Regions from separate parts of the Homo sapiens genome. Here region 2 is linked to region 1. A link is a loop called in an ENCODE intact Hi-C map of the cell type or tissue named here. Cell type or tissue: sigmoid colon. All regions are shown on one strand. Links, peaks and the distances in the headings refer to the core of each region. The heading gives the core; the rest is flanking DNA.

What was found. A loop is a pair of places that touch in the nucleus more often than their neighbours do. Peaks named below come from ENCODE experiments on the same cell type or tissue, not always from the same donor. Only the 100,000 strongest peaks of a DNase experiment are listed, where the experiment ranks them.
Region 2: a loop joins it to region 1, with 3 times the contacts of the local background. A loop is called at or near these places in 5 of 110 quality-filtered maps.

The regions. Positions count from the first base shown.
Region 1 is chr10:124,246,289-124,262,510 of GRCh38, reverse strand. No RefSeq gene overlaps it. Among named protein-coding and RNA genes, the nearest start is that of CHST15, 160 kb to the right of the region's middle. RefSeq lists an enhancer at 14,482-14,982. In sigmoid colon, for the core only: a CTCF peak has its summit at 6,447; DNase peaks (open chromatin) are centred at 6,500 and 6,750.
Region 2 is chr10:124,100,342-124,116,563 of GRCh38, reverse strand. No RefSeq gene overlaps it. Among named protein-coding and RNA genes, the nearest start is that of CHST15, 15 kb to the right of the region's middle. RefSeq lists an enhancer at 9,748-10,017. In sigmoid colon, for the core only: no CTCF peak of the experiment used is centred there; a DNase peak (open chromatin) is centred at 10,173; H3K4me3 peaks cover 332 bases; H3K27ac peaks cover 1,438 bases.

The sequences.
Region 1 (16,222 bases), core at 2,714-10,713:
GAGGCCCTGGGCAGGGTCCCAAAGGGCCTTAGTGCTGCGTGCCTACTGTGTCCAGGCACTGCTCAGCAGGGGGTGCACATTGCTAAGGAAACCCAGGCTTGGCCCTTGCTCTCATGCAGGGTTTTGCTGAGAGGGAAAGACCGTAATAAATCTTGAGATGTGACCAGGACCAGCAAGACATTGTTGAGCCTCCAGACTCAGGCCACCGGAGCTAATAAAGGATTGGATTTTCAGGCCTAATTCTCCAGCTTGTTCCTTAGACTCTGAAAGCCATTATGCAGGAAGGAAGTTAGAGCAATAAATGAATCGGATGAGTGCAAATTCATTTGGAAGAGGCCATAAGAATGGTTCATTTCAGAAATTCTTCTGAAGAGGTCCTTCTCTATCTTCTTTTCAACAATCAAGTGTACAGTAATGGAACTTTGCAAAATTCCAAACTGGAGGATAAGACTGGTCAACAGATTTCTAAAATATAGAAATGAATTTACATGCAAGGACTTAATAGGTGGAAAACAGAATGATTCACATTTTAATACAAATTACCTTCATTCCTAAGCTCTAGGAAATAGGGATTGTGTCAGAAAATTGGGGCTGGACAATTGCTTTACCATCAATGTAAGGACTTTTAAAGCTGGGCTGCATCAGAATGACTGGAGGGAGATTAAAACAAAAATGCCAGTCCCCACCGATCTACTGAACTCCAGACTTCTGGGGCTTGGGAGCTGCTATGGTTTGGCTGTCTGTCCCCACCGAAATCTCACCTTGAATTGTAATAATTCCCAGGTGGCAAAGGCAGGACCAGGTGGAGGTAACTGGATCATGGGGGCAGTTTCCCCTGTGCTTTTCTTGTGCTAGTGAGTGAGTTCTCATGAGATCTGATGGTTTTATGAGGGTCTTCCCTCTGCATTCGGCACTCATTCTCTCTCCTGCTGCCCTGTGAAGAGGTGCCTTCCACCATGATTGTAAGTTTCCTGAGGCTTCCCCAGCCATGCGGAACTGTGAGTCAATTTAACCTCTTTCCTTTCTAAATTACCCAGTCTTGGTCAGTTCTTTATAGTAGTGCGAAAACAAACTAATACAGGGACCTCAAGTCACATAATATGTGATATGTCCTGATATGTACTGAAAAGATGTGGAAGGGTGTTTGGAAAGAGACCAGTGCCAAAGCTGCCACTGATGGAAAACACACCAGAGCCCAAGTACTGTTGCCAATGCCAGTGGCTACTGGGCAGGCTTCGGAGACCCCTCAGGTCCGGCCCTTTGCCTTCTTTCTCCCTCTCTAGCTCCTCCTCCTTCCCTGTTCTGGCTCTATCTTGCCATTGCCCCTTGGGCTACTCTTGTCCTGCTTGTGGGCACCCTTGTGTCCGAGCTCTGTCACCTTTTGTTCTTTGGACAGGAGCAGCTTCCAGACAAGCCATTGTCCCATTGCGAATGTGAGTGGACCCCTCCAGACTCACTTTGCCATGGTATAGGGCTAAAAGGCCCCTCTCCATTGGAGTGAAGGAGGGGAGGAGGCAGGGCTGAAGGAGTCCAGGTGACAGCACTGCTCAGGTAACTGATGCACACTCAGTTAACTGGTGCACCCTTTAGAACACCTGTGCATGGGAAAGGCCGTGCCGTCCTTGGAGCAGTGAGGCACTATTTGGCAGCCGAAACTCCTTCAGTGTGAGATATGCCCAGCAATCACATTCAGCCCCGTTCTGGGCACTTTGCCTCCCCCTGCCTGCACCTGTGAGGACCTTCCATGGATCACAGCCCACACCAAGCTTTAGTGGAGTGTTGGGGGAACTGTCTACAATGGGCCCAGCTGCAGGGAGAAAGCCAGGCAGGAATCTGGGGACATGTACTGAATCTGTGGATGAAGAGTTGATGGAGATGCTCAACTCTTGGAGCTGGACTGGCAGCTCAGGGATGTCCCCAGCCAGGGCTGAGGCTCCTTCCTGGTGTCATGTGTGAGGACCCACGGGCTAAGGCCTGATGGCGGACTCTGGGAAGGCTCTCACCCCAGACATGTGCTGAAAGGTCCCACTGCAACTGCAGGAAAGGGCTCAGGAAGCTGGGACCTTCACTCTGGTCTCAGCCCAGCCCTGAAACTCACTGAGACTGACTTGGCTCAATCTTATAGTGTCCATGCACCTACCATGGGCAGACCCTGGCCAGGTGCTCAGGTGACACAGGTAGCTCAAGGTCCCTGGCCATGTGGAGCCTCAGACACATGGGATAAGCAGATAGATTCTGAGATAAGGCTGATAATAAGGGCATGCAAAAACTGCACAGGGGCCTGTGGAGGGAGACATCCATGTTGTGAGTGGGGTGGTGTGAGGGGATAGGGTGAGGACTAGAGGAGGTAACATTTGAATTGGACTTTGGAGGTTGAGTAGGAGCCCACTGTGGGAGAAGAGCCTGCCAAGCAGAGGGAACATCGTAAAGACAAGGGCCCCAGACGGCTGTCACACTCTGGGGACTGCAGAGAGTGTGGTGTGCATGGGCTTGGGGTCCAGTATCCTCTTTGCTCGGCTCCAGCACCCTGTGATTCCAACCCATGGTGGGATTGCTTAGTTGATGTGGGAATTGATCTCCAAGATGGCTTCCGTGATGATTCTACCTCCAGGTATTCATGCCCTTGTGGTGTCCTCTTCCACACTGAACAGGGCTGGCCTATGTAACCAGTAGAAAACTGTGGAAGTGATGGGGCAGGACCAGTAGAATACTAGAGAAGTGATGGCGTGGGACAACTTCCAAGGCCGCATCACAGAAGGCATTGCAGCTTCTGCCGTGGTCTCCTGGACTGCACACTGGGCAAGCCAGGCACCATACTGTGAGGATGCTCAAGCAGCCCCGAGGAGAGGCACACGTGGAGAGGAACTGAGGCCTCCTGCCAACAGCCACGTGAGTGCACCACCCAGAAGTGGGTCCTTCAGCCTCAGACAGGCTTTCAGAGGACTGGAGCCCTTGCTGACCTCTGACTGCAGTCCTGTGAGAGACCCTAAGACACAACTTCCCACTCACACTGCTCCTGAATTCCTGACCACAGAAACTGTGAGAGATGTGAAGTGCTTATTGTGGGAAGCTTTGTTATGTACTTTCTTACATAATGCTAGATTACAAGTGCAGTTGCTGCCCATGGGTGCCACCTGCTGGTGTTCCTGCCCCTGTGTACCCCCTCCCCTTGAGTGTGTGCCGTGATGGGATGTCACTCTGAGACTGCACAGCAAAGCCTCTGGCTTCTACCTTTCTCACTCTCTTGCTCTCTTGTCTCCCTTGCTCTGAGGGAAACTGGCTGCCATGTTATAAGCTGCTCTATGGAGAGGCCCATGTGGCTAAGAATTGAGGGAGGCCTCCTGCTGATAGCCAGTGAGGACCTAAGGACCTCAGTCCCACATCTGGTGCAGAGCTGCACTGGCCAACAACCATGTGGCTGAGCTTGGAAGTGGATCCTCCCCCAACTGAACCTTGAAATGACAGACGCTCCAGCAGGCACCATGATGCCAGCCTTGTAAGAGACCCTGAGCCAGAACACACAGCTGAGATGTGTCTGGATTCCTGACCTGCAGAAACTGTGTGGCAATAAACATTTGTTGTTTTAAAGCTGCTAAGTTTGGGGGCCATTTGTTACACAGCAGCAGATAACAAATACAGTTCTGATTAATGGCACCAGCCTCACCTGTCCTATTCCTAGATATGCTTAGCTTAGCTTTGGTCTAGACTTGGGTCTCCATGTACAACTATAACCTTGGTCATCTGAAGCTCAGAGTAGGAGGGGGTGTATTGAGGGAATGAGACTACGAGGAGGCACACCCCAATATCTGCTGCTTTCTGGAAAACTCAGCCTCCAAAACTAAGTCAGCAACCATAGGAGATGGCCGTTGCAAGGTGGTTAAGCATAAGGGAATAACACAGGTTCGGAGCCAGCTTCTACCACCTCTTTCCTTTAACAGAGTTACAGGTCCTCCCTGAGCTCCCATTTCTCAGGGGCCCTCCTGAAGCAGAGAAGGAAGCCACAACATGGGCAGTCTAACTAGCACCAGCCAGAGAGCAGACACGAAGACGAAAGGAGAGGTTCTTTGTAAGGAACTTAGCCCTGGAACACGGCAGGTGCTTGTTATGAGCTTGGCCTTGTAGTTATCAGGGCACTTGGCATCATAGGCATCACCCCAGCCACTGTTGGCATGAAGACCTTGCAATGCCATCCTGGTTCCTGGACCCGGGCATATTAACGATGATGCCCACATCTGAAGGACAAGAAGGTCTCAGTCGTGCAATCACAGAGGATTCACCTGGAGCTTCCCTGAGGAATGTTCTTTTGGGCCGAGTCACCCGCTTGCTCCGGTGAGGCTGAGCTTGAGCTTTGAATCCTGCCTGGAATACAAAGGCCCCATCAAACACTGCCAGGCTCACCAGCTCCCCTCCACCGCATGCGCCAAGGGTCTCCCTCGCTTGGGTGTTTATTTCTTGCTGTAAGAAGCGATGATTTAATTCTTGCCTGGGATATCATTCAGCCCAAGTTCGTGCTGAAGTGAGGCATATTTCAGCACTCACCAATGTCCATATAGATAAAAGAGAAAAAAAAGAGAGAGAGAAAACAACCTCAACCAGCCTCTTCAAGAGCTGTGCATTTGAAACCTGTTTCTTAAAGATGGATTGCCCGTTAGGCTGCTAAGAGGTTTTTCTTGACTTGTCAACATTTTATGCCCCCACAAACATTCTTGGCTATAAATTATTCATTGCCCAGTTAGTGGTTAAAAAAAAAAAAGCTGCCCGGGGCTGAGATACTTTCTTAATTCCCCCTCTGCTTTTCAGATCCAAGTTGTTTTTGTCCCTCCTCCTGCTGGAAAAGTAGAAATAACTGGAAGTCTCTGGACTCAGAGGTGCGTGGCTATGGCCGGATGAGAAAATAGAGTTGAGTACAGCATGAGCTTGGCTGGGGTCAGGGATGGGGGCAATTACAGTTTTGGGGTCAAGCCTGGACACTGGGGTCAAATGTAATTAACATATATTTGTTATGTTACAATTAACACATATTTGTTATAATATATGTTAATTATATTTGACCCCAGTGTCCTGTCTGATCCCAAAACTGTAATTGGTCAAATATATGATAATATAGGCAGTCTCTACCTCCACTGTAATGGAGAAATGGGAAGTAGGTGTGTTTGGGGCTCTTTTTCCCCCTTTCTGTTGGCAGAGACTCCAAGGTTTTCACGAAAAGTCTAGAGGAGGCTTGATTCTGTTCTAGTCCCAGTCATTTCAGAGTCCACAGCTGGAGAAGATGTCAGCCTTTCTCTGCTCACCTGATTCCACCCTCCCTGAGCCCCTCCCCAGGTCAGGGGCCTGCCAGGAGATAGTGCCCACCTCGTCCTTCCTCATGCCCACCCACTTCTGTACGGCACACACCAGGCCTTGCTCAGCCTCTGCAATTTCTGATGGCAACTCCCCAGGGCAACTGACCCCTCCTCCAGGTGGATTCTCAGGCCTACCATGGTTCCGCCCCCACAGGGTGTGGAGAAAGGTTGGGGGTGGAATTAGGCTTTAGGGCTTGGGCCCTGAATTAGTTTCCAATGGCAGCTGCAACAAAGCACCATAAACTGGGTGGCTTGAAACATGCCCCGGTCTGCAGAACTGAGCGCTTCTGAGACCCTAGGTAGAACCGCTGCTTGCTTCTCTCCAGCTCCCCAAGGTGACTGATGCTCCCGGCCCACAGCTGAAATCTCTACCTCCACGGTCACAGGGAGTTCTCCCTGTCTCTGTATGTGTTCAAGCCCCTCTTCTTATAAGGACAACAGTCATATTGGATTTGGGATCCACCCTACTCTGGTACAACCTCATCTTCACTTCACTAATTACATCTGCAGTGACCCCATTTCCAAACAAGGTACTAAGGGTTATGACTTCAGCGTATCTTTCTGGGGGACACAATTCAACCCATCACAGGGTCAGAGAAGGGAGGAGCCCCCAGCGATCAGGCCCCAGAGTAGAGCATCAGAAGCCAAAGAGGTCACATCCTACAGAGCCCCCAGCTTCCCCAGCAATACATTTGCACTTTATTATCCTGAATGACTGTTGTCCCCAGGCTTTGAAACAGGACCTTGCTGTGCAGGTGCCAGGCCCTGGTGTGTGCCTAGAAACCTGTCTTTTCACATAGAAGTAAAGGAATGTGAGAAAACTGGGCTATGGGACTCGCCCACGTCAAATGGGGACAGGACCTTCCCGGGGAGACCAGCTGCTTTCCATTTCGTCCCAGCAGCCGGGTGTGAGGGCAGAGCTGTCCACTTGCTATTGGTAGCAGATGTAGCCTCTTGCTGGCTCCCGAGTTATTTCTGTGACTCCATCTTGACTCCCAATTTTTCTCCCCTCTCCCCTCATTCTTCCCAAGCATTAGGACTTTGCTAGGGTCGCATTTCTGGGTGAGCTCTAGGAAGTCCTCTGAGCTCTGCTGGTCACCCAGAGAACTGGCCAGTGTTGGCTAAGCATCTACTGCGCCAGTGTCCTGCTGCACAAGGCTGTTTCCTGTAGGGAGTGACGCATGGGGCTGTTTGCTGGGTCTGATGTTGGACATGGTATTATTTACCCCCAACCCTACCCCCTAAACTTGGCAAAAAGGATTAATGATTTTATTTCCAAATATTTGTGTTGGAAATTAATGCTGAGGGAGAGAAGAGGCCGAGTTTGGCTTTCAGAGAAGGCTCCTAGCTGTTGGGTTTGTAAACACCAGTGGATGTCTGCATTTTGTCAAGCCAGTCCTCCTTCTGGTTTCCATCACCCTCCATTAGCCCAGCTACGGCCATAGGGTATCGGATTCCATTACGCAGACAGCAGACCAAAGAGGCAGAGTCCCAATCATCCCTGTCCATTCCCATTGGATGGGATTGTTATTTTCTGCGTCATTTACCTTTGGTTCAATTCAAGTTTATTTTAACACAGATTAAGCAGCCTTTAAATGGAGACCCTGGGGTTCCTCCAAGCCTAGGCTGCCTCTAAGCGTGGGAGCGGGTCAGTTTGGAACAAAAGCAGCTGAGGGTGAGAACAGGAGATTGGGATAAGCCTCTGACACATGACAGTTGAGGAAGAAAGGAGATAAGCACAAAGCACTTTGTATTAGTCCATTTTCACTGCTGCTGATAAAGACATACCTGAGACCAGGTAATTTATAAAGAAAAAGAGGTTTAATGGACTCAGAGTTTCACATGGCTGGGGAGGCCTCACAATCATGGTGGAAGGCGAAAGGCACATCTTACATGGTGGCAAGCAAGAGAGAATGAGAGTCAAGTGAAAAGGGAAGCTTCTTATAAAACCATCAGATCACGTGAGACTTATTCACGACCATGGATGGGAACACTATGGGGGAAACCATCCCCATGATTTACCTCCCACTGGGTCCCTCCCACAACACATGGGAATTATGGGAGCTACAATTCAAGATGAGACTGGGGTGGGGACACAGCCAAACCATATCACACTCTCATATACAATATTTTACTTAATCCTCACAATAGCTATCTGTATATCCACTGCACAGATGAGGAGACTGAAGCCCAAAAAGGCCAAGTGATCTGCTCAGGTTACCTAGCTAGTAAGTGGCACAGCTGAACAGGTCCAAGGTTCCTGAATAGAGGATTTCTCCTTCAGGCAGGTGGTTTCCGCTGCCCTCTGATTACTCTGTGGTGAGTGGTGGCCTAGTCCAAATAATGAGCTTTCTTCCTAGGGCTGGGGATCTGAGCAGAAATCTTTGCAGCTGAGTGCTGCCTTCTCACTGGCTGGCTGGGAGCTGCAGGAGCAACACATCTGAGTATGGGCTGCAAAACCAGAGCGGCCTCCGTGCCTGAGGCACTTGATAAGGAATTACTCAGGGAATCCCAGGGAAGGGACGCGCTCCTGGCAGCATCTGGTGAAAATTCTTTTTCCATTCAAAAGCTGAAGAGTCAAATAGAGACTGTTTCTGGAAATGAGAGTTACGCAGGGAGCGCTTGAAAGCATTCTGCAGAAATGTGAACTGTTGCAAACAGAAACGGGAGTAGTGAGACCTCCAAAAATCAATTTATTAATTCATCCCATTGTATTTTCTGCTGTCAAGGTTATTTAGTTTTATTTTTATTGTCATCATTTCCTTTCTTAAGACTGATTTTTTTTGTTTTTCGAGATGGAGTTTCACTCTCATAGCCCAGGCTAGAGTGCAGTGGCATGATCTCAGCTCATTGCAACCTCTGCCTCCTGGGTTCAAGTCATTCTCCTGCCTCAGCCTCTGGAATAGCTGGGATTACAGGTGGCTGCCACCATGCCCAGCTAATTTTTGTATTTTTAGTAGAGTCAGAGTTTCACCATGTTGGTCAGGCTTGTCTTGGAACCCTGACCTCAGATGACCCACCTGCCTCAGCCTCCCAAAGTGCTGGGATTACAGGCATGAGCCACCTCGCCCGGCCAAGACTCAATTTTTTAAAATGAATATTGAGATGAATAGGTAGGCCCTTTGTTTTCTGAATTATTACTTTTGTTAGCAGTTTTGTAGAGGTGTAATTCACGGGTCCAATTCATTCATTTCAAGGGAATAATTCAATCGTTTTTGCTCTTTTCACAGAGTTGTGCATTCCTTATCCCTATCGCTTTTAGAATATTTTCATCATCCTCAGAGGATGCAGCCTGGGGTGTGTGCACAGTCACCCTGGGATGACTGGCTTCAGCAGGGCTCTCTTGGACTATCTCTTTTCCTGATCTCTCCTTAGGGTGCCTGCTTCATTTGAGAATATACCCATCCCATTAGATCCCACTAATTACTTGATGATTGCTCTATCTCTATTGTGGTTTTTTTTTGTTTTTGTTTTTGTTTTTGTTTTTTTTTTGAGACAGAGTCTTGCTCTGTTGCCCAGGCTGGAGTGCAGTGGCATGATTTCGGATCACCGCAGCCTCCGCCTCCTCAGTTCAAGCAATTCTCCCTGCCTCAGCTTCCTGAGTAGCTGGGACTACAGGTGCATGCCACCACGCCTGGCTAATTTTTGTATTTTTAGTAGAGACAGGGTTTCACCGTGTTGCCCAGGCTGGTCTTGAACTCCTGGCCTCAAGTAATCTGCCTGCCTTGGCCTCCCAAAGTGCTGGGATTACAGGCGTGAGCCACTGTGCCCAGCCACTCTATTGTTTTTGAAAATGTCCCAGGGTATAAATTGCTCCAGAGTCTGATTCAAGTAAATCCAGGCAGAAGTAGATTTTGAGGCCAGTCTTTGAGGTTTGTTAGGACCTCAGGAGGGCTCTTCTTGGCTGTCTGTGTCCCTTGTTCTTTCTGGTGAATTAGCTGGTCTTTGGTTTAGCTTGCTCTTAATTAAGAGGAGATGTTGTTTTCAAGAGTGCCCTCAGGCTTGAACTTTACCACAGCCTGTTTCAAATAAAGTCAGTTCCTTTGGGGAAAGCTTCAGAGCTCCCTTTTTTCTTACGGATTAACTTTTCCTCTGGGTAAACTCCCTGAGCTATAACTCTGGGCACTGAGTGGATGGTGGCCTCTGATAATATAATCAAGTATCCAAAAAGATAACTTCTTTAAATTACAAAAAGCAGAAATTGTGCGAGATCTTCTCAGCTTGCTTCTACCCCATAACCTCTGTCCATGAGCAAACTGGAGTGAGGGTGGTTGGGATCTCAGTGTTCTTGGACTGCCATGTCTTTGTTCTATGGGTAGTGTCTGAGAAAAAGGTAGCTCCAGTTTCCCAGCTACACTCACCTGGAACTTAGCCTTTGCAACTTGGAGTTGGAGGGGATGAGAGATGATGGTGGCCTGGCTCTCCTAGTGAGATATGCTGAGCTTTAATTGGGAGATGAGGGCCAGGCATGGTGGCCCCCACCTGTAATCCCAGTACTTTGGGAGGCCAAGGTGGGTGGATCACTTGAGGTCAGGAGTTTGAGACCAGCCTGGCGATCATGAGGAAACCCCATCTTTACTAAAAATACGAAAATCAGCCAGGCATAGTGGCACACGTCTGTAATCCCAGCTACTCGGAAGGCTGAGGCATGAGAATTGCTTGAACCTGGGAGGGGGAGGTTGCAGTGAGCTGAGATTGCGCCATTGCACTCCAGCCTGGGCAACAAAGTGAGGCTCTGTCTCAAAATAAAACAAAAATTGGGAGATGAGGGGAGAGGGAACCCTGATTTCTTGGCCACACCCACCTGGAATGACGCTTCTATCAAACAGAAGTGGAGAGAGTGGGTTACAGCTGAGATACGGCAGATTCTCACTGTTCTTACCAAGTTTTAGTAGCTGTTCTTGAATAAGTGCTTCTTTATTCATTGTATGCCCTTAGTTTCCAGTCTCCAGAGATTTTTAAATGGTTGGTTGTTTTTTTAAAGGTAGTTTTTAAAGGTAGTTTCTGCCAGCCTTGTTTGTTTCACTGGAAAGTGGTTCGTGGAGGTACTCAGGCTGTCATCCTGGAAGTGAAAACTGTTTTGTTTTATTTTAACAATGAAGGCATCTTAATATTACAAATTTACCTCCTAATACAGCTTTGGTAGTATGCAGTAAGCTTTGACAAGTCATATTTTAATTTTCTGTTGTATTTTTTATTCATTTTCTGAAGCCAATGTAAAGAATATTTTAGTTTCCAAATGAATTGTCTATTTTTGGTTCTTCAGACTTTCAGCATTCTAGCCTAGCTTTGTTGCATTTTGTGGTTTGGAGAATGGCTTGCACAGTTTCTGCTTTTTGTAATTTAAAGAAGTTATTTTTTGTATAAGTATTTGGTAAGTGTTTTGCAAATTTCCACTGATAATTTGAGAAAAAGGTGTATTCTCTGCTTGGGGGCACAAAATTCAGAATCTACCAGTTATTTTAACTTGATTATATTGTTATGATTCTCTAGGTCTGTGGTAAACAGTACTCCAATAGATAGAAACAGGTAGAAGGAGCAAAGCAATTTGCAAGGCAAATTTGCAAAGCAATTTCAGCGAGCTCGTGGTGATTTCATGGGAAACACTACCTAGTACATTTTTCTCAGAGGCTTATCTAGGTAGCAGGGCGTACAGATTAATACAACTTTTGGCCTTGGAGGGACCTTGGAGGTTTTCCTGTGCCACTTCCTTGTTTTACAAATGAGAAAACGACTTGTCCAAGTTGGCACAGCTGTCAAGCTCTGAGTCCAGAAGCTGAATCCAGGTCTCCTGGAGTCTGATGAGGGCATGAAGTCTGTGTTTTTGCCCTGCTTTTGGTGTGTTGTATTTTGTTTTAGTGTTCAACATTGTCTCTGAGACAGCTGGTGCCTTAGGACTGGGTAGAGATATGTTTCCTCTGAAAACAATGGCCTTATATATTTAGTTGTAGTTACTTTATAATTTGCAAAGCACCTTACAGTTTGCAAAACACTCATATGTCTCACCTGATCTGATCATCGCAGCCAAGTGCTATTAAAGGCAGTGCTGTGGAGGAGGAAACCAAGGCTGAGAGATGGGTAGTGCTGGGTCTTCTGTCCCCAGAGGCCATGTGCCCCAGTCCCACCTTGGTCTGGAGCCAATGTTCGGACTCTTTTACTTCCTGAGTGATTCTTTTGGGGTAAAATTATAATATCCTGCAGAACTTTTCCTTCCTCCATTGGAACAATGCCCTAGACAGCTGGCTGGGTTTTGCAAACACAGTGAGAGGTCTGGGGAATTCTTATTTTTAAATGCTATTCTACCTTGCACCTGCTAGAGTGGAGTATAATCGGCTGGGTGTGCACTCACAGCACGCCTCTACTTGTCTTCTGGGACTGTCTTGGCCCATTCCCTGCCTTTGCTTTCCTTCCTGGGCAGTTCAGTGGCCCCGGCTCAGCTGCGCTCTCCATCTGTGCTGCTGTTCAGCCAGCCTTCTCATGGGGGTTTGATGCCCTGAAATTGGCCGTGGAGTGATCAGACGCTCCTCACTCCCTGTCCTCACACAATCACTGTTATGTAGGGCTGCACTAGTTATCTGTTACTGGTAGCAGATTACCCCATATTTAGTGCCTTAAAACAAGAATATACACTTACTAACACACACAGGTCCTGCAGTCAGGAATTTGGGAGTGGTAAGTGGTCTAGCTTGCGGTCTCTCATGAGGCTGTAGTCTGATATTGATGGGGCTGCCATCGTTGAAGGTTGGTCTGGGGTTAGAGACTCTCCTCCCCAGGTGGCTCCGCATGTGGCTGGCATGTATGTGCAGCTGTGGGCAGGAGGCCTCAGTTCCTTGCCATGTGCACCTCTCCAGAGGGCTTCTTGAGTGTCTTCACGACATGGTCATTGGTTTCCTGCAGACACCAAGGATGATGATAGCAATGATCCCACAGCACTTGCCTTAGGGGGCGCTATTTACAATTTATATACCTTAGCCAATATTGAGGAACACGAAAGAGCAGATCTCATACTAATAAAATACCTACTCTTTTGGGACCTGAGCGGGTCACTGTTGTGAAATTGGCAAGCAAAAATAACAGTAGTGCTGACGGGCTAACAGCACAGGGTGCTGGGTTCCCAAGTCCTCTGAGCTGTCCCTGTGTCCTTGTCTCCAGGAGTTCTAGGAAGGTTTGCTCAGCTGTCATAGAGGGCGGGCTGGCTTCTGACCAGATACCAGCCATCCTGGCTGGGCTTGCATTTCCAAGGTTGAAGACAGGGAGGAGGATTTTTCAGGTGGTTTCATCTCTGTCCTGCTGGAATTGCTGGTGCCTACTCTTCCCCACAAGCAAGGTCTACACCACTGTAGCTCTCGAGGCCTCTCCAGCAGGTCAGTGATGTGTCTGCTGTATCCACCACAAGGTGAGCCAAGTTTAGATTCATAAACATGTCCCTTCAAGACTTTTCAGATCCTTTCCTTTTTTTTTTTCTCTTTAAAACGGAAGAAAACCATGGTAAGCCTGCTGTAAAGAACAAAACAAGACACAACAAACCACCAGCCACCACTGTGAAGGGTGTAGGAAGTTGTATGAAAGAATTTCAGGGCTTAAGAAGTTCTCAGGAACTTGGAGTTCCTAAGATCACCTCAGTTAATATCTGACGACAATGTCAACGACAGGTGGAAACCACCTGTCCCTGCCTGGGAGGTTAATCGGGATAGGGATGGATGGCAGGAAATGGCTGAGGCTGACTGTGGCTGGACAACCCCTGGCCAGTGTTCCGCCCAAAACCTCAGGGAACTCGCCACCCCATCTCTGCACCTATGCCCCCAGGTCACACACTGCTGCATAAGTTCTGCCAAGCCCCAGGATACCCTGAGCCAGCTGTCCACTCTGATCGGGGTGGGGGTCATGGCTGTCATTTCCACCAAACCCTCACTTAAAATCAGTGGGGGAAAATCAACTACCAATGAAGCATATTAGAGTCACAGTGCACCAAAAACGTGGGCGAGAGGGACGTGGACACTTCAGGATGCTCCTGGCGGAGTTTCTGAGCCAGGGCTTTTCAGGTGACATGGTGTTTTATCAGGTGCCAAAACCTGGGTGTTTTGATATCTCAGCCCTTGGTGAGGCTTGCGGGGGTGGCAGCCAACACCCCCAGGCTGGGAGTGTCCAGCATAAGCAGCCTCAGTGTACCTGAGTGTGCTGCAGAAATAGCCATTTTCTATGTAAGGTGTTGCATTATTTTACCAGGGCTGTGGCAACAAATCACCATAAAGTTGGTGGCTAAAAACAATAGGAATCCATTCTCTCACAGTTCCGGAGGCCGGAAGTTCAAACTCCAGGTGTCGGTGGGGTCACGCCCCGCTGGAGGCTGCAGGGAGAACCCCTTCTAGCCTCTTCACCTTGGGGTGGCTGCGGGCAGTCACCCTTCCCTGCTTGTGGCCACCTCACTCCTGTCTCTGCCTCTGTCTTCCCCTGGCCCTCCCCTCTGTGTATCTTCTGTGTCTCACAAGGACGTGTGTCACTGGATTTAGGGTCCATCCTAAAGCAGGATGATCTCATCTTGAGGTCCTTAAACTACATTTGCAAAGAAAAAAAAAATTCCCAATAAGGTCACAATCACAGGTTCTGCTATCACATGGACGTGTCTTTTTGGAGATCACCCTTCAACCCACTCCAGTGGTGTTGTGAAAGGCTGAGGGATGTCCAGGTCGCCTGGTGACCCTGGCCAGCATCTAGTGTCAGGGGCCCACTTGGCCATGGAGGGATTCCTGGCTCTACTGTGTGCATGACCTTGAACAAGCTGCTCAGCCTCCGTCCACCTCACTCTCCCTATCTGTGAGATGGCAAGTCCTGGGCGTGTTGTGGGATGACCTGAGGCTGTGTGTCAAAGGGCATGGCACACACAGGGAGAGGACTTGCCCAGTGTCCCTGGGGAGCAGGCATTTGATGTGGATGTGAGGACCCAGTCCCTAGTCCAGCACGCATGCCAGGAAGCTGTGCTGCACCTGAGCTGAAGGCCTGGCGTGTCTATAGAGGAATCCAGTCTGTGGTCCCACCGCCCATCCATCCGTCCATCTGTCGGTTTGCCCGCTCACTCCTCTCTCTCTCACCCACTCACTGCCTGCGCAGGGCATGGAGAGCTGTCCTTCCTTACTGGAAGGAACCCACACTTGGAGTGACAGACACATCCAGCAAGAAAGCTGTCTCCTTTCTACCCCTCTGGGCCCTGCCCTGGGGACTCTTACTGACCATGGTGACGGGGCATGCTGGCTTGGGTGGGAGGCTGGGTGTGCGCTGGTATGATCTTTGAAATCATTGTCACCTCCTCTGGGGCAGATGTAAGGACTGGGCCCAAGCTCGAGCTGGCCAGCCTGTGGACTCCAGGTGGAGCACACCAGGCAGCCTCCTGGAGCCAGAAGGGAAGTGTGCAAGATGGTGGCCTGTAGGGTGGCGGCTGCTGTGTAAGTCACTTATTCTTTGACTAAACAATGACTGAGGTCCTGCTGACTGACTGACTGACAGGCTCTGTGCTTGGCCTGGATGACCAAGACCCTGTCCCTACCCTTCAGGAGATCAAGGCCTCATGGTGGGAGCAGGCTTGTCTTGTAAACTGAAATGACAGAACAGCGTGAGAACTGATCATGGGATAAGTACAAGTACAAAGTACTTTGAAAGGCTTCATGGAGGAGGGGGCATTTCACCTGGGTCTTGACCAATGAGTAGGAGTTTGCTGAGTGTGTTAGGTGTCTATAGCCGCATACCAAATTACCGCAAAACTTAGGTGCACATTTATTTGCACACATTTATTTCACTATTCTGTGGGTCAGGAATCTAGGGGCAGCTTACCGAAGAAGTTCAGGTTTAGGGTTTCTTATGATGATTTAGTCAAGGGGTTGCTGGGGCTTCAGCCTTCTCAAGGTTTGGTTGGGGAGGTCATTCACATACACATCCCCATAGGGCTGGCTCATGACATGGCAGATGGCTTCCCCCAATGTGGGCCATCCAAGAGAGGGCAAGACGGAAGCTGCAGTCTTTTTATAACCTAATCCCAAAGTGATGTTCTGGTACTTCTGCTGGGTCCTACACATGAGAAGTAAGTCACTAAGACAAGTCCACTTTCAAGGACATAAATGCCAGGGGGTGGGGATCACGGGGGGGCACTTCAGAAGCTGCTGGCCCCTGCAGTGGAGGAGTGCATGGTGGAGAGCTGGCACAGTGACCACAGTGACCTGTCTCCTGTTGTCTCCCACTGCAAGGGCCAGCATGAGGGTGAGTGAGAAGAGGAATGAGAAGTTTCCAGTTTGGGAACTAAGGAGATAATAAGGTAATCATCATAATGGAAGTATCTAGGTTTTTTTTTTTTTTTTATGTGTTTTTGAGATGGAATCTCATTCTGTCACCCAGGCTGAAGTGCAGTGGCACAATCTCAGCTAACTGCAACCTCCGCCTCCCGGGCTCAAGTGATTATCCTGCCTCAGCCTCCAGAGTAGCTGGAATTACAGGTGCACACCACCACATCCAGCTAATATTTTGTATTTTTAGTAGAGATGGGGTTTCACTGTCTTGGCCAGGCTGGTCTCAAACTCCTGACCTTAAGTGATCTGCCTGCCTCAACCTCCCAAAGTGTTGGGATTACAGGTGTGGGCCACCTTGCCCGGTCTTGGTTTTTTTTTTTTTTTTTTTTTTTTTTTTTAAGTGTGTACTATGCCAGACACTGTTCTAATCATTAACATAAAAAGCTCTCATTCAATCAATCCTCCCATGGTTCTCTATGAGGAAGGTCCTATTCAGAGCCCCATTTTACAGATGAGGAAACTGAGGCATGAAGGTGTTAGGCAGGTGATGGAGTGGGCTCTCAGCCTCCAAGATCCGGTCCCTCAACCTCGGGCTGCACTTGGCAC
Region 2 (16,222 bases), core at 5,345-13,344, 150 kb after region 1:
TTCTGGTTTACGAGTTGGGAGCAAAGAAATAACGCTGGCGGGAAGATGCCCTCGCCCCTGCAACAGGGTTGAGATGTTACAAGCCGACAACACAAAGATGTGTGCTGGCATCCTTCACATCCCCATTGCGAGGTGGGAAGGGGGTTCTGACCTCCTCTTGAGAAGCAAGGATGCTCCGTCCTTAGAGAAACCACACAATGTGCGCAGTGGATGGGCTGAGGTCAGATGGCTGGCTTCCCTGGTTAAGTTGCCAAGTTCAGCTGAGAGCTGGAGTCACTTGGTGTCATGCCACATCCATATAGACTCCAGTGGGGATGGCATTAGGTTTAAGAGGCCAAAGAAGAGACCCAGAGCCAGTGAATGAGACATGGGGTTTTACTGGGGCTACATACAGAGGAGAGAGTCCAGGGCCAGTGGGCTGGACAGGAGAGCCACAACCGCTTGCAAAAAACATGCACTTTATGTAGCATTTTCACTTAGCACCCTCCCTCTAACGACCTCCACCTGGCAACCTTCATGTGACCCAAAACAAAGGGCCTCAATTCCGTGTATGGCCAATACTCCACGGGACAGGCCGGAGACTCAGATGTTCCTCATAGATGAGGAATGAGCCTCTGGGTTGGGCATTCCCGATTCCTTAGCTCAAACTCTGAACTGCATTCAGGTGCGTCTTCCATACAGGGTCATTCTCAGGGGATGCACAAGTTATTGCTGTCAGGTGCATTTACCATACACTGGGGAGATCTCTCAGCCAATAAAGGTGAAGCTAGGATTTGAACCCAGATTTGGGACTCTAAGTCACGCAGGGTTTTGCCTCAATGCACTGCAAAAAACCATCCTTTGGGAAGGCTTCCTCCTCTTTGTGCCTCAGTTTTTCTACCAGTAAATGGGTTTATTGGATAGACTCGATGAATAGTTTGTAAACGAGGTAGGATCACTACCTCCAAGCAGGGTGGGGGTTCCACGTGTGGAAGGGGTACTGGGGAGTGGTTAAGAGCCTGGAGTCAGACTGCCTGGGCACATGTCCAGCTCTGAGGCCACCTCTGTGGCTGGGAGCAAATTACTTAACCTCCCCAGCCATGCCCATGTGACTGGAGAATGGTATTAATTCTCCCTTATTATCTTGTTAGAATTAAGAAGGACAATCTATGCACAGGGCTTAGAACAGGGCCTGCTGTGTGTAAACATGTGAGTAGTCCCTGCAGCACTATTTGTCAGAAGCTCCAGGAAGGTGAGTGATTTGAAAAGTACCCCAAAGTGTCTTCTTCTAAAGGGACCATAGGAGCCTGGAGGGGGTTGCCATCCATCTACCCATCCACCCAACCATGATCTCCTCACCTGATTGTGCTTAGGGGAATGTTGGCCTCATAGGAAAGCCCAGCAAATACTTGAGTGAAGATTTGCCCAAACCAGAGCCACAACTGGTATTTGAACAACCACCCCCTGCCTAGGTTTATTCCCATCCAACGATCCACTGACCCATCAGGAGGTTCTGTCCCTTGGTCCTTCTCACTGTTCCCCACCCCATCCTCACCCAGCTTGAATTCCCTGGGCTGTCATTATGACCACTGCCTCACATCCTCTTCCACGCCCCAGCCCCTTTTGCTTTTTTGTGCTTTCTGGGTCAACTACACCCCTCTTGAATCTACCTTTCGGCTACCTACCCTGGCCTGCACTCTGGAAACCAAATGTGGCTGAAGGAAGACACAGCCACAGTGCCTGGTCTGCCTTGGGGTGCTGGACCAGGACCACACACAGCTGGCCATATGTTCACTCTCCTGTCCCTGCAAGCCCCAGGGCCTCTGCCCCATCTCCGCTCAACACTGAAGGCCTTGTACCTACTTTAACGAGAAAATTAAAGCAACCCAAGAATGTCCGTAAGCGCCCCACCCACCAGCCTGTTGGCCCTCATGATCTTCTCTCCTATTACTGTGGACAAACCATCTCTGTGTCCAGCTAAGGTCAATCCCTGGTGCCAGATCCCATCTTCTCTTTCCTGCTCTAAAGGACACTGTTCTAGAAATTTCCCCCTCCTCCTCCTTCAAGGAGGTTTCTTTCTTCATGGGTTCATTCCCATCAAAACCCGAACATGCCATACTTTCTCCTTGTAAACGTAAACCCCTCCCATGACCCCACCTGCCTTCCAACTCTAACCCACTCAGTTCCTTCCCTTCACAGCTAAACTCTTGGAGAACCTGGTCTCTACTCACCGTCTCCAATTTCTGTCCTCTTATCCTTTTATTTCTCCTTCCCTGATGTATGTTTTCTCTTTATATTTTTTTGCCACTGAAGTGCTACACATTTTACTTATTCGTCTCATCACCTGCCTCCCTACTAGAAGCCAATCTCTCTAAGGGCAAGGATTCAGTCTGGTTTACTCATGACTGTAAGCTTAATACCCAGAACAGTGCTGATGTACTAGGGCTAAATATATATATTTAGATTTAATATACATTAAATAATATACATAAATAATATATATAAATAATATATATATATTAGATTGCACCATTGCACTCTAGCCTGGGTGACAAGAGCAAAACTCCGTCTCTCTCTCTCTCTCTCTGCTACCTACCATTTTGTGTCTTTAAGGGGTCTTTAGAAAGGGCTATTCATCTGTCACTGCTCACTGAGACATGTACATTCCAGCATCATCACAGAGTTATCTCCTTCCTTCCGTCTCTCCCTCCCTCCCTCCCTTCCTCCCTTCCTTCCTTCTTTCTTTCCTCTCTTCCTGCTTGCCTTCTTTCCTGGCTTCCTGCCTATCTTTTCTGTCTCTCTCTATAGAGAGAGAGAGAGAGAGAGACGAAGTTTTGCTCTTGTCGCCCAGGCTAGAGTGCAATGGTGCAATCTCGGCTCACTGCAACCTCCGACTTGCGGGTTCAAGCAATTCTCCTCCCTCAGCCTCCTGAGTAGCTGGGATTACAGGCATGCACCACCACACTTGGCTAATTTTTGTATTATTAATAGAGGTGGGGTTTCACCATGTTGGCCAGGCTGGTCTTGAACTCCTAACCTCAGGTGATTCACTTGCCTCGGCCTCCCAAAGTGCTGGGATTACGGGCGTGAGCCACTGCACCCTGACAATAAACATTTTTAAATGAATGAGTAGATGCATTCATAGATTACAGAATGCTTTCATGTACAGCAATGAGTTATTTCACTGGATTTTCACAAATGAGGTGGTTCTCAGTGAGTCTCACTTTGCAGCCAAGGGGACAGAGACATAGGGGGTCACATGGGGTAGGATGAGGGTAGGATGAGGGTGGAGGCAGCCTCGGATGCACATCTCTGACTCCTAGTTCAGTGCTCCATTCTTTGCCCACAGCTCGCTCCAGCAAAGTGCTCCCATCTCTGTTTTCTAGGGCCCTGATGGGAGGGGCTTCCTGCCCACCAACTTTATTGATGGCCAAAAATGAGCAGGAGGCGCTGCATTGAGCCCACTGCCCGGTGCTTTAGTGCTCCCCTGCCCCCGCCCGGGGCTGCACTGCCATCGCCTTCCGAACCTGCCTAGTTCGGCAAAGCATCGATTGCGTGGTGCATTGGTTAAGATATTACATGTGGGGGTGTCGTTAATTCAAAGGCAATTAGGTGTTCGATATTTCTTATTCTGCCTGCCAGTAGGAATTAATAGAAAACCTTTCAATCAGCAACAACTGCAAAACAACTTCTGGCCCCAAAGATAATCAATATTAGCCAGCAGAGCCTTCTTCCGTCTTCAGGAGGCTATTCATTTCTGGTACTTTCAAAACCAGAAATGGACATTTCCATTTCCATCTTCTTCAGAAGCCCCTGCCCACACAGTTCTTTAGACACAGTCTTTAAAAAGACACAGTCATCTATACGGCTCTCTCGGGCCCTCCCTCCGCATGTCATGTTCCCAGTGCTAGGAGTATTCATAGAATAGCCTGCCCAGTGGGAAGCAGGTGAATGATGTTTGAGTTCTTTGGAACATTGGTCGCCACCTTCCCCTGAGCATCCCGACCAGAGTTGCTGGGGCCCATGATGGGAACCTAAGGATATAAGATGCTAGTCTTGCCACTAGGTAGTATGTCCTGGAAGTCCTCCAGAGCCAGTGAACGTGACATCATCCCAGGAGACCCTCTGGAGCACTTGATGGTGTCTTCCCTTCCCTCTGCTCTGCAGGCCCAGTCCCAGGGCTGGCCTCTGCCTCAGTTTCCCTGCTTGGCACGGTGCCTGACATCCTATCCAGCTCTTGCCAGCCCTCCCCCCTGGATGGGGCTGAGAGGAGGCCGTGTAGAAAGTTTATTGTTGAATTCTACTCCCTCTATCTCTTATCCCCTGACTTTTCCTGAGCTCACACCAATGTTCTGCTCTCAAGCCTGCAGGAATTATGAGATGGACTCTTGAATAATGTCCATCAATGGCCTGGGAAGGTTTTTCCTCTGCTATTAGGGGCAGTCGATCTCAGACCCCCACATATACAACAGGGTAAGGGGGACTCTAGGTCAATCAGGTCAGAGAGGAGATGCAGAGAATGATCTAGAACAGAGGCATCTTTTGCACCAGCTTCTCAGATATGTGGATTCATTGGAACCGACATCATTTATGTACTTTCTGTCTTTTTCCATCCTCTTGTGGAAACTCCACAGGGTGAATACCCAATACTTTGGGTTCATCCTAATGCTGGCCACATAGGCTGCTGTCTTGGAGACACCATGGGAGTTTTGAAAGCTGATGGAAAAATGACCATATAAGCACCTCTGCTGAAGCTCCTCACCTCCCCACTCCTTCCCTGACCCTTACATAAGGGCAGGGGACATACGGGGCTCAAAGAGTGTGAAGTCAGAGGTGAACCGTGAGGGTGTCCCTGGCCAGCTGAACCTGAGGGTGCTGGTGAAATTGGAGGAAGCCTGTGAATCCATCAGGGCACTGACAATTTTGGTTTGTGATAAGGTGGATTAGGGAGGGGTGTGGCTCAGCTCCGGCCAACACAGAAAGTGCTTCATTGGACTTTCACAACTGAGATAGGCCTCGGTGGGTCTCATTTTGCAGATGACTGATAAATAACCTGTTTAAGCAGAACCCAACAATGTAATATTGAATCTATGGCAGAGAATAAAATTTTAGGAGGCTAAAAATTGTGGTGAGAAAACATGAAAAAGCCAGCCCTTCTGTCACCTACACATTATACCCTCCCTCCCTCCCAACTGAACTCCCTGCTTTCAATTCCTCCAGGGAACCCAGCTCCTCCGCTCTCCCTGACATGGACCTAACCCTTACAAAAAAGACCCCCTCAAACCGCCATGTTACACTTGCCGAGGAGAGACCACCTCAAGATCATCCAGGCGGGAAATGACAGAGCTGTGATATAAGCCCAACCAAGTGTGATTCCCCGTTCCTGCCCCAACAGGGTCTCCCAAGAGATTTCAGATGAGCTCCACACCAATGTCCCGTAAGCACCCTGAGCATCTGTTGTCCATGACCCAACAGTTAATGAGCATTTAGGATAAACAAGGTGGCTGCCTCGGGCAGGGTGGCTTATCGGAGTAGCAATCATACAGGAGAGTAAATGCCCTAATTTTGTGATCTGTTTTCTTCTCCCAAGTCCCCACACTGACATTTCTTGGGCTTTAGGTCTGAGATTTACTTCTTCATTTATTAAAGGGAATAGGAGGTGATGGCTGTGATTATGTGGTTGTGTTTTCAATGAAACATGCTTTTTAATGACTGTGCTGACACAGTCAGACACACGGACACTCCGCTTGTCTCTGTGGGTGGAGAGACAATGCATGTTGCGTCTCTGCAGAGTTTTACTCATGTCGGCATGACAACAACAGTGGGAGCCGTGTTGCACGGGATGCCTGATGTCCCTCTAGGTCATGGCGCCATCTCAGCAGCTGGATGGGCTGACTGCTCCATGGGGGGGCTTCCCATCTCTGGTGAATGTTCTTTGCAAAGGTGGGGCTGGCATGGACTGGTAGGCCCCTAACTCCTACTAGATTCCAATCCTTCCTGCTTCTGGCTCCCGAAGCCTCCTCCTGACAATCCATTTCCTTTATAGCAGCCTCATATTTTTTGACCAGGAAGTGACCATCATCCATCCATCCATCCATCCATCCATCCATCCATCCATCCATCCACCCACCCATCCATTGATCCATTCATCCATTGATCCATCCATCCATCCATCCATCCATCCATCCATCCATCCATCCACCAGCATTCATTATCTATTCTCCATTGCCCCAGGATAAGACCCAGACTCCCAAAAACATCCTTAGGATGATGTTGTTATAAGCAATAGAAGGTCTCAACTCAAACTAATCTAAGACTTAAGGACATTTGTCATCTCACAGCCCAGAAATCCTGGCAGGTCATGCTCCAGACAGGATGTCAAAGCTCTGACTTCACTTCTCCTGGATCCCATGAGCTCTGCCCATTGGCTGCATCTTCAGGGTGGAGGTGAGGTGCAGCTGCTCTGGGCATCACAGCTAGACACAAACATGACAGTATCCCAAGGGAAAAGAGGGGCTCTCTCTCTCTTCCACTGTCTCCTTCCTGCAGATGGTGGAGGTGGGTGGGGCAGGAGATGGCTTTAGGCTGTGGATTTTCTAATCCCCAGGAGAAGCTGATCATGAAGAGTGAATTCAAACCCCACAGGCTGTCTCAGTGGGCCTTCAGGCAGGCCAGGCAGAGCAGAAAAAGACAAACAACTACCTTCAGTGGGTTCCCGAGGCCCAGTGACTGGTCAATTGGGTACAGCCATGCCGACAAACCCATGCCCATGGAAGGCAGAGTCCCTCTCTTCTGCCCAGAGCTTGACACCATGCCACCAGTCATGGAAGGACAAACTCCAAACTGTCTGCTCACCTTGCAGCCCTCCTCCTTCCACCCAAACCACCTCCCGGAGCTGACCGTCCACCCACCCCCAACTCCCTGGGGACTCTCAAACAGCCTTCTCACTTGTCACCTTGGCTGTGCTTTTCTTTTGCCCAGGAAGGAAGACAATTGGCCTAATGGTTCTTTGTGCTGGATGTGTCACCAGAGCAGAGGCTGCCAGAGCCCCTGCAAGCTCCCCTCTTCATCCTGCCTCCCAGCGCCCCACCCACTGCCTCAGGCCCAGCTCAGACATCTCGTCCTCCCTCCCCCAAACAGAGGTGGTGAGGGGCAGGGGCAGTCACATGGGCGCTGCTGCCAGAGGTCCTGAGGCCAAACCACAGCCTTCAGATGAGTGTCAGGGTGGAAGCAAGCGATGGGGGCTGTGGCCAGCCCATCCTTCTTTGGTTTCCTTTTGAACAAAGAAAGGAAACAAAGACCCCATCACAAAAGTAACCTGCAACTTGAGTTGAGGGAAAATGTCTGGAGTCACCTGCCCTGGATGTACCTTCCTGGGCACAACTTGCCATTTGTCCCCAGTGCCCATTGGGAAACCCCCCCCCACTCGCCCAGCCCCAGGCTCCACTGCGTAAAAGGAAGGTCGGAAGGTGGAGCATCTTTTAGGTATTCATTCAACGAACTTCACCAGGCACCCACCGTGGGCACCCCTGTGCTAAGTGCTGGCTGTACATACTGATGTGGAAAGCATGTGGGCTTGGACAGGCTGTCCCTCAGTAGCGGGGTGGCTAAACAAGCCACTTAACCTGCGAGAACTCAGTTTCTGGGTTGGCAAAATGGGAATAGTATAGACCTCAGAGGGCGACTATTGGGATTAGATGAGATGTGTAAAGCATTTAGACAGAGCTCAGAACATGGTAGGCAGTGATGGCGGCAATGACTGTATTAGTCCATTTTGCATTGCTATAAAGGAATACCTGAGGCTGGGTAATTTATAAAGAAAAGTGGTGTGATTGGCTCATAGTTCTGCATCATTCTGCAGGCTATACGAGAAGCATGGGTCCAGGATCTGCTCCTGGTGAGGACCTCAAAGAGCTTCTGCTCATGGAGGAAGGCGAAGGGGAGCTGGCATGTCACGGAGTGAGAGGGGAGCAAGAGAGAGGGGAGGAGATGCCAGGTTATTTTTTTTTTAACAACCAGCTCTCATGAAAACTCGCTCGTTACTCTGGTGGATGGCACCAAGCCATTCATGAGGGATCTGCCCCCGTGACCTGAACACTTCCCACCAGCCCCCACTTCCAATATCGGGGATCACAATTCAACATGAGATTTGTAGGGGACAAACACCCAAACTCTATCAGACACAAAGCTCCTTCCCTCAGGGAGATCACAGGATACTATGGAAGCACTGCTTGGACTTGAGTTTAGCTGGGGGCTCCTAGAGGAGTGACTGAGCTGGGCTTCACCAGGCATAGCAGTCCACGTAGGCATAGCAGTCCACGTATGCGTACTTGGCATCCAGGTGTCTTTGCAGTGACTCAGGGACCGTGGCTGCTTTGCCCTTGGAGGTCCCTGGTCTCATCCTGAGGGAGACAGCACTTGGGGATCTCCGCCTGCTCCTCTGGGCCTCAGCTGGAAATGACACTGACCATCCTGCTCTCCGTCCCTGGATCAGGACTCGCCACGTGGCCCCGCATCATTGCAGAGGGGCTGGGAAATGCGGGGAAGCACATGGATACTCGACCAGCAGTAAATGTGCACCACTCAGAGGGTGGAGCCAGGGGGCTTCCAGGCTGGGGGAGCTGGGACAAGAGGCAGAAGGGCATCTGGGAGCCATCAGTCCTCCGGGTGCCTTCAGGGTGATGGCAAGGAAGGCGGGGGGGCGCTGCTTGGTGGCAAGGATGAGACAGTGGGTCGGGCTGGGCTGGGCCGGGCTGGAGAGCTCTGGCTACAATGAAATGAAGGCAGCGGAGCGTATAGGACACAGAGACCTTTTGGGAGGCTGTTGCAGAGATCTACACATGGGGGATGGACTCCTGAACTGGGGCTATGGCAACACAGCAGGGGAGGAAGAGGAAGGGCCTTAAGCTATCAACAGTGGAATCCAGCTTGGGACGGGGCAATTCCCAGACTCCTCACTTGGGCGACTGTCATTCACTGAGCTTGCGATCAGGGAGACTAGGGCAGCTTTGGGGAAAGATGATGGGCTTCTTGATGGATTGCCCCAACAGGCAGCAGGATACAGCATTAGAGGGCTCAGAGAGACCTGGGCCAGAGTCATCAACCTGCTGAACACCAGGTGCCCTGGCCACCTCCCCTCACACCCTGCAAAGCACCCACCACCCTTCTGCCTCTGACCCCTGCTGGGCACTGCTCAGCAGCCAGTCCCCAAAGAACAAAGGGGAGCCTGACAGATTAAAAAGCCCCGTGTGTTATCCTGGCAACAGAAGCTCGGAAGCCAGTGATCAATTCCCAGTCTGAACATAAGTAATCCCAGGACAGGCAGGGGTGGGCCGGAGGGGGCAGACATGAAGGTGCTCGTTATGGCCAGTGGAAGGATGCTTTTAACACAGAGATGGCCAGGGCACATCACATAAATATCATGCTTTGCAATTGTGGAGGTAATTGAAACATGATTAACCCCCCTGGTCTTTGGTCGTTGGGATTTGGAATCCAATATATTATGAACACTCTGTTCTGAAACTGGCTCTGTCGGCCTCTCCTCTGCAGACAGGAGCTGTTCTCATAAGCATCATAAAAAGCTTCGTGCATTATTGAACAGTGGAGGTAGTTTTCCTGTGCCCTGAAGTCCTTTGCCATTTTCTCTGTTGCATTCTGGCATTTATTTCAAACGCTCCTTTCAAGTCAACACAGACCCACCCGTTCAGCCTCCAGGAAGGAGCCCCCTCAGCCCCAAACACAAGCCCTCGCCTCTCACTTCTGGGAAGAATCAGGTTATCTGGAGGTGAATCAGAGGCTAGCTCTTTACAAATCAAGCAGCGTCTACATTACATTCTAGCCATTTCACAGATGGGTAAACAGAAGTGCAGAGGAGTTAAGTCATTTGCCTAGTTCGCTAAGCAAAACCAAAATAGGGTGAAAATGGAAACCGAAAAACCTGTTCTGACTTAGGTAAATCATGGCCACACCCTGTGCTCTGCAGAGGGAAAACACAAGCTCTACTGGACAAGTGAGGATGAAGCTACCCCTGAATAATCCCAGTGGAAAGTGGCAGGCTTGGGAAATAGAGTCGTGCTTGCTGGAGCCTCTCTGCCTCACCGAGAGGCCTGAGTGCCTTTTATTAAACAGAGGACTATTCAACAATAAATATTTCTCACACAAGGCCGGAGAAGTTACCACACTTGGCTCCCTCCCAGCCTGGCTGAGTCAGCAGGGAATTTGCCAAGGTGCGGAAACCTTGTGTTCTGTGATTTTGGTGTGTTGATATTTTTTAAATACTGAGCTGGAAAGCCTGAGGACTGCAAAACACACACGGATGCACCAACCCCATGGGTTCTGATCCTGAGAAACATGGGTTAGGCTCCTAGGGTGCTGGGAAGCTACAGCGGGGAATGGGTGGGTGGACGGATGCTACGGGGGATTTGGGAAGGGGTCAAAAGCAATGCTGTCTCTCAAATACAAGTTTCCTTTTCTATAGAATGGTTCGAATAAGGTGTAGACCCAGGGATGCTGTGAGATTAAGATTTTCGAAGTTAAGGGGCTTTAGCAGGGAGAGCGCTGGACTCGGATTTCAATCCTTCCTGATACAGTTATGACTTATCGGCTGTGAGTCCCTGGGTAAGAGGTTTCCCCTTTCTGAGCTTATTGTTTCACTTATAAAATGGGGCATTAATATTTCCTACACGAACCTTTAAGAGATAGGTACCAGGGCCCAAAGAACTGCATGAATATAAGTGCGTTTGCACAGAGATACTTACGGCATGATTATTTTTGGTGTGTTGCTACTGCAGCACTTTGCCTGGGGCAGGTCCTGTTCAGCCTTGGGACCTTGTTTATTTGTATTAGGCTTTTTGATGAGACTGGGGAGAGCTCCTTCACTAGGACTTCACAGAAAAGAACTCGTCTGTCTTTCCCTTCACATAATTAATATTCCAAATAAGAATTACACAGCCATTTCTATTAATATTTGATTCTTTGCCTCTTCAACTATCGGCTTAGTTTTCTGACTGAGATGAAAGAAGAAATAATTGTTTTTACAGCCACTCCTACTGAGGAGGCAGCTGTAGACCCTGATCGCAGCCAGGGAAGTAACAACTTTGTTTGGCCTGAGGACAAGAGGTGGGATGACGGTGTTAGCCTCAGTGGTTCCTGTGGGGAGAGAGAAGCCCCCCTCGGCTGCTTTTGAGGCAGATCCTGAAGGAATCGGCTTCTGAGTTCTGAGTGCCTTGGAGGCATGGGGAAGGCCTGCTGGAAGGCTGGTTCAGATGTGCTCCCTGCTGGGAAGAGATTGGTGCTCCACTCCCAGGACTTATAGAAGCCCAGCCTGGGGGAGGCAGATAATTAGCAGATGGGGCCAGAGGGTGACTTTCAGCTTCGACTCCAACACAGCCCCTGTTGGGCACCTGCAGGAGGCAGACAAGTACCTGGCTCGGAGGACGACTGGGCACGGCCTCCTCATCTTGGTAAAGACAATGGGGCTTCCCACTCTGGAAGGACAGAAGCCAGCCCTACACATGGTGCAGTGCCTGGGGGCCTCTGTGGTCCAGGAGATGTCCTTCTCCACTCCTTCACTTCTCAGAGGCTGGGCTCCTGCCTCCTGGAAAATTGCCACCACCCGGGGCCCAACCAGAGGCCAGATATCCCCAGAGGCATGGGGATAGTGAGGGGGTAGCCCCTGATCAGAGTCTCCACCTGGACTGAATTCTTAGAATTTTATGTTGCCCCAGCATCCATTTTGAATATAAATTTAACTTTCTCAGACCAGAGGTAGAGCTTGGACCCACCTGACAGTTTCCACTTCTCTGGCTCCTCCCAGTTCCTCAATGTGTTTGATCCAGACCTCTGCCTTATACCAGGCCTCCTGGTGACCATGTCCCCCACCACCTATGGGACAGCTGGGTACAGCCTACTCGATTCACCCCACTGACGTCCAGACTGCATGGACTGAGCAGATATGCCGCAGCGACCCCCTCTCTACCACAGCAACCCCATGGAACGTGTGCCTGCTTGCTCTAAACCCACCAGCTATAACTCCCATGGGAAACCTGCTTAGATAAGGCCCTGGACCCCAGTAAAGGTTCTGGCCCATGGGTCCCCCCGGCCCTGCTCCCGACGTGCTGGTGGAGCCTGTGTGCCCCAGACAGCTCCCTGCTGCCCGCTGGCCCTGAGGCATGCTGCCCTCTTCTCTCTGGGACCTGTAAGTAATAACACCTGGTTCTGTTATTTCATGTGTTTTGCTGAGTTACCTCCTCTGTGTCTCACTTGACTGACACACCCAAATCTACCTTCCCTTTTGCTCAGTGCTGTCCTAGAGAGTGGCTGTCCTGGTAGGAATAAACTGGACACAAGTCAGGCAAGAGTCACAAGGGCATCTGCCAGCACAAAGGACAGGGACACCTGGTCATGGGTCAGACACTTAGGCCTCAATCAAGCCGTTCCCCAGGGCAAAGAAGCATCCCATGAAAGGTACACAACCACCTCCCCTGCAGCGCTGTCAGGGCAGGGCTAGAGCTTATAGCTGCTCTCCTAGGAGAGACCTGAAGGCCACATTAGGGGACAATATAACACCAGCCTTGGAGCCTTTGCAAACTCTGTTCCAAAGCGAGAAGTCATTGTGATGCCATGTTTAGAGGCAGGTGGCCCCAGGCAGCAGGGACACCATCAAAGGTGGTGTCCACCATCAAAGGTGGTGTCCACTGTGAGTTGTGCCCCATCTGTAGGCCCTGCTCCACCTCTGTTTTGTCCTAGTCTCAGCTCCATCACCCCTCTACCCCCTCCCGTGATAGAGCCTGGCCTGGCTTGGGAATAAAAGGAGAAAACAGGAAATAGCAAACCGCCCCAAGGATTGTAATTGTGACACTGTCATCTGAAAATGTTTGCAGTCCTTGTTGGCATATGCTGCTGGAGCAAAAACATGCAAATCTGGAGCAAGGTGACAGGTGGCCCTTAGGATCCTGGAGGAGACCCCTGGGTTCCAGTTTGGTTCTAGTCTGCTGGGGTGGGATTCTCAGACAGCATCTGGCCCATTTCTGGGTTGGATGGTACTCTGAACAGGGCACTGATTCAAGGGCCAATGAGTCCCATCCCAACTCCTGCAAAGCTGTGTGCATTTTGCCAACTGCATGAGCTTGTAGACGGGGCAGTGTCCTCTCAGTCCTACTCAAACCCTTGCAGGCTCAGCTTAGCTGGAGCACCTGGAAGCCATTGGTGCAGAGCCACAGACTCAGCCGCTGGTGTTTATCACCCCAGAGGTTGCAAAGTGATGGCCTGTGGGACTCTCCTGCAATCTGATGGCATTGGTTCTCACTGTGTTGTACAATTATTTTTTCTGATTTAGTTGCCCATCCAAGATTTATTTTTTAAATTGGGCTATTTCACAATAATGTTCAAATTTCAGACTCCCGTCCTCCATCCAGCGGGAGCTGAGACATAGCTGCTTCCTTGGATGGGCTGGTGTGCTCCACCGTGCTGAAGACCCGTTCCCTGTTGGCCACCTCAGGTCCTCTCATTCATTTCCCAGCCCCCCTCGCCTGGGTAGGTCAGGACTGCCCAACCATGCTCTACACTATCTAAGAGAAGCCAGAACAGGGCAGGTGGCAGGCTGCGGTGTCTTTGCCTGAGCTAACAGGCATGCCCTAGTATAGTGCCGGGCACAAGGTCACTGTGGGATGAGCATTCTCTTGCCCTGTCCCTTGCAGTGAGGTCAGAAGAACACTCACTGCCCCTAGACCCTGTGCTCTTTGAGGGGGATCAGCTTCTACTCCCATCCTTCCCCTGTGGCTTCAGCACAGCCAGTAGTTTGCTGTATCCTTGCTCAGCCCCTGTCCTTGGAGACTGGGGTGGGCTGGAGACCTGGACTCAGAGAGGCCAAGAGGCCAGGAGGGCTGGCTTCACCAGGGACCAGAAGGCCCAAAGCCCAACTCTGGATGGAGGGACCAGCTGTGAAGCTGGCCTCCCTCAGGGTTTCAGGGATGTGGCCCACAGGTGTAGGCCCCTGAGCTGTGTCTGGGCTCAGAACACGACACCTCAACCTCCTCAAATGCTCAGGACATAAGAGGCTTAGCAGACAACAAAGTAGTACCCTCTTAGACCTGGGGATGGCGGGAGGGGCAGGGTTTTCACTGGATGCTGGAACCAGGGTATGGAGGGCCCTTGGGCCCTTTCCCAGAGCAAGCTTGGGGCAGAGGGTGGGGAGCATGAACAGTGCTTCCAGGTCTTGAGTCTTAAGGGCAGGGGGATTGCAAGTGGGACCCAGAGAAGAAGGTCCAGTCCTGAGGTGGGAGGAGGGGCCTCAGAGGCCATCTCTGAGCCCAAGCTTCCCTTGCCGGAGTAGTTTCTCCCTGGCTGCTTCTGGTGCTCTCTCCATCCTCTGGCCCCTCTCCCACCTGCATTCCTCTTCCCCCTGCACACATGCAGTGTGCCCAGACAGGGCTCACCCAGACCACAGGGGATCCTAGGCGATGCAAACATCTAGCACTAAAGACAGCACGGCCACAGACTAAGAAGGGCATTTTGTTATCAGCTTTCTTAAAATCAGAAAGATAAAAATAAAACTGATGCATGTTCTTAAAAACTGATCCCTGTGAGAAAGCCTGCTGGACCCTGGGCCCTAAACTCTGGCACTCACTCATATTCCTGTTAACAAGGAAAAAGGACTCATTAGTACCTAGCTGGAGTTGAGTAACCTTTGTTTTCTTTTCATTGTATTTACTTTGTGATTTTTTTTATGGTAAATGATGGTGGTTTTTCCTTTGTGATGAAGACAAAAATTGTCATTTAAAATGCATTTTTAAAACCCTTTTTTAATGAATGTTTCCAAATATAGACCAGAAATAGGGATGAATGCCAGCATGCCACCAGCCAGCCTCAATGACCTTGGCTGGTCTCATTTTTTGACACCCCCAGCTCATCCCACAGCCCATTATTGAAGCAACTCCCAGCCACCATAGAACTCCACCTGTGTATATTTCAGTGTCAACTGCTTCTGTGTGACTATATCAAAAGAACATGGTGAGTCAGTCATTGCACAGGGAGTCCCTGTGTAAAGCAAATCCCTGAGCATGGCCTGGAGTGATGTGGCTGGGAACACTTGCCTGGGCTGGCTTCTCACTGAGTGCACAAGAACTTGCACCTGATGGGGGGCAGCCACCTGCCCCAGCCCTGACGTGCACATGGCACCTGGTTCTTCCCTGTCTGTAGCCTTTCAGACCGTGGGCCTCCCAAGGGTGGGTGGGAGTCCTGGAGGCTCATGTGTGATGTCCCTGGAGCCTGCTCAGAAAATATTTCCTGAAGAAGTGGGACAAGCTAGCTGGTTGGAACTCCTAACACAAAGGGTGAGGTAGGCCGAATTTTAAATGACCCCTGGGATGGTTAATTTTTGTGTCAACTTGGCTGGGCCATGGGGTGCCCAGATATCTGGTCAAACATTTTTTTCTGGGCCTGTCTGTTGGGGTATGTATTAGTCCATTCTCACGCTGCTAATAAAGACATTACCAGAGACTGGGTAATCTAAAAAGAAAAAAGGTTTAATGGACTCACAGTTCAGCATGGCTGGGGAGGCCTCAGGAAACTTACAATCATGGTGGAAGGGGAAGCAAACATGCCCTTCTTCACATGGTGACAAAAAGGAGAAATGCTGAGTGAAGGTTGGGGAAAGCCCCTTATAAAACCATCAGATTTCATGAGAACTCACTCACTATCATGAGAACAGTACCAGGGTAACGGCCCCTGTGATTCAATCACCTCCCACCAGGTTCCTCCCAGAACACATGGGGATTATGGGAACTACAATTCAAGATGAGATTTGTGTAGGGACACAGCCAAACCACATCAGAGTGTTTTGGGATGAAATTAATATTTGCATTGGTAGACGGAGCAAAGCAGACTGCCCTCCCCAGGGAGGGCGGGTCTCCTCTAATTCAATAAGGGCCTTAATAGAACATAGGGCTGAGTAAGAAAGAGTCCTCTCTCTCTCTGCCCCACTGTCTTTCACCTGGGATGCCGGCCCCCTCCTGCCTTCAGAGTCGGACTCAGGCAGAGACTTGTGGGCCAGGACTCCTTAGCTTTTATGATCATGTGAGCCAGTTTCTTATAGTGCACAAATACCTACATGTGTGCATTTACACATACATCCTTATTGGTTCTGTTTCTCTGGAGAATTGTGACCTTTTCCCCCATCACCTTTACCTGTGCCCTGGTGTCATGCTCGTGAATATGTTGGGTTACGTAAGAAACGAGACTCTAC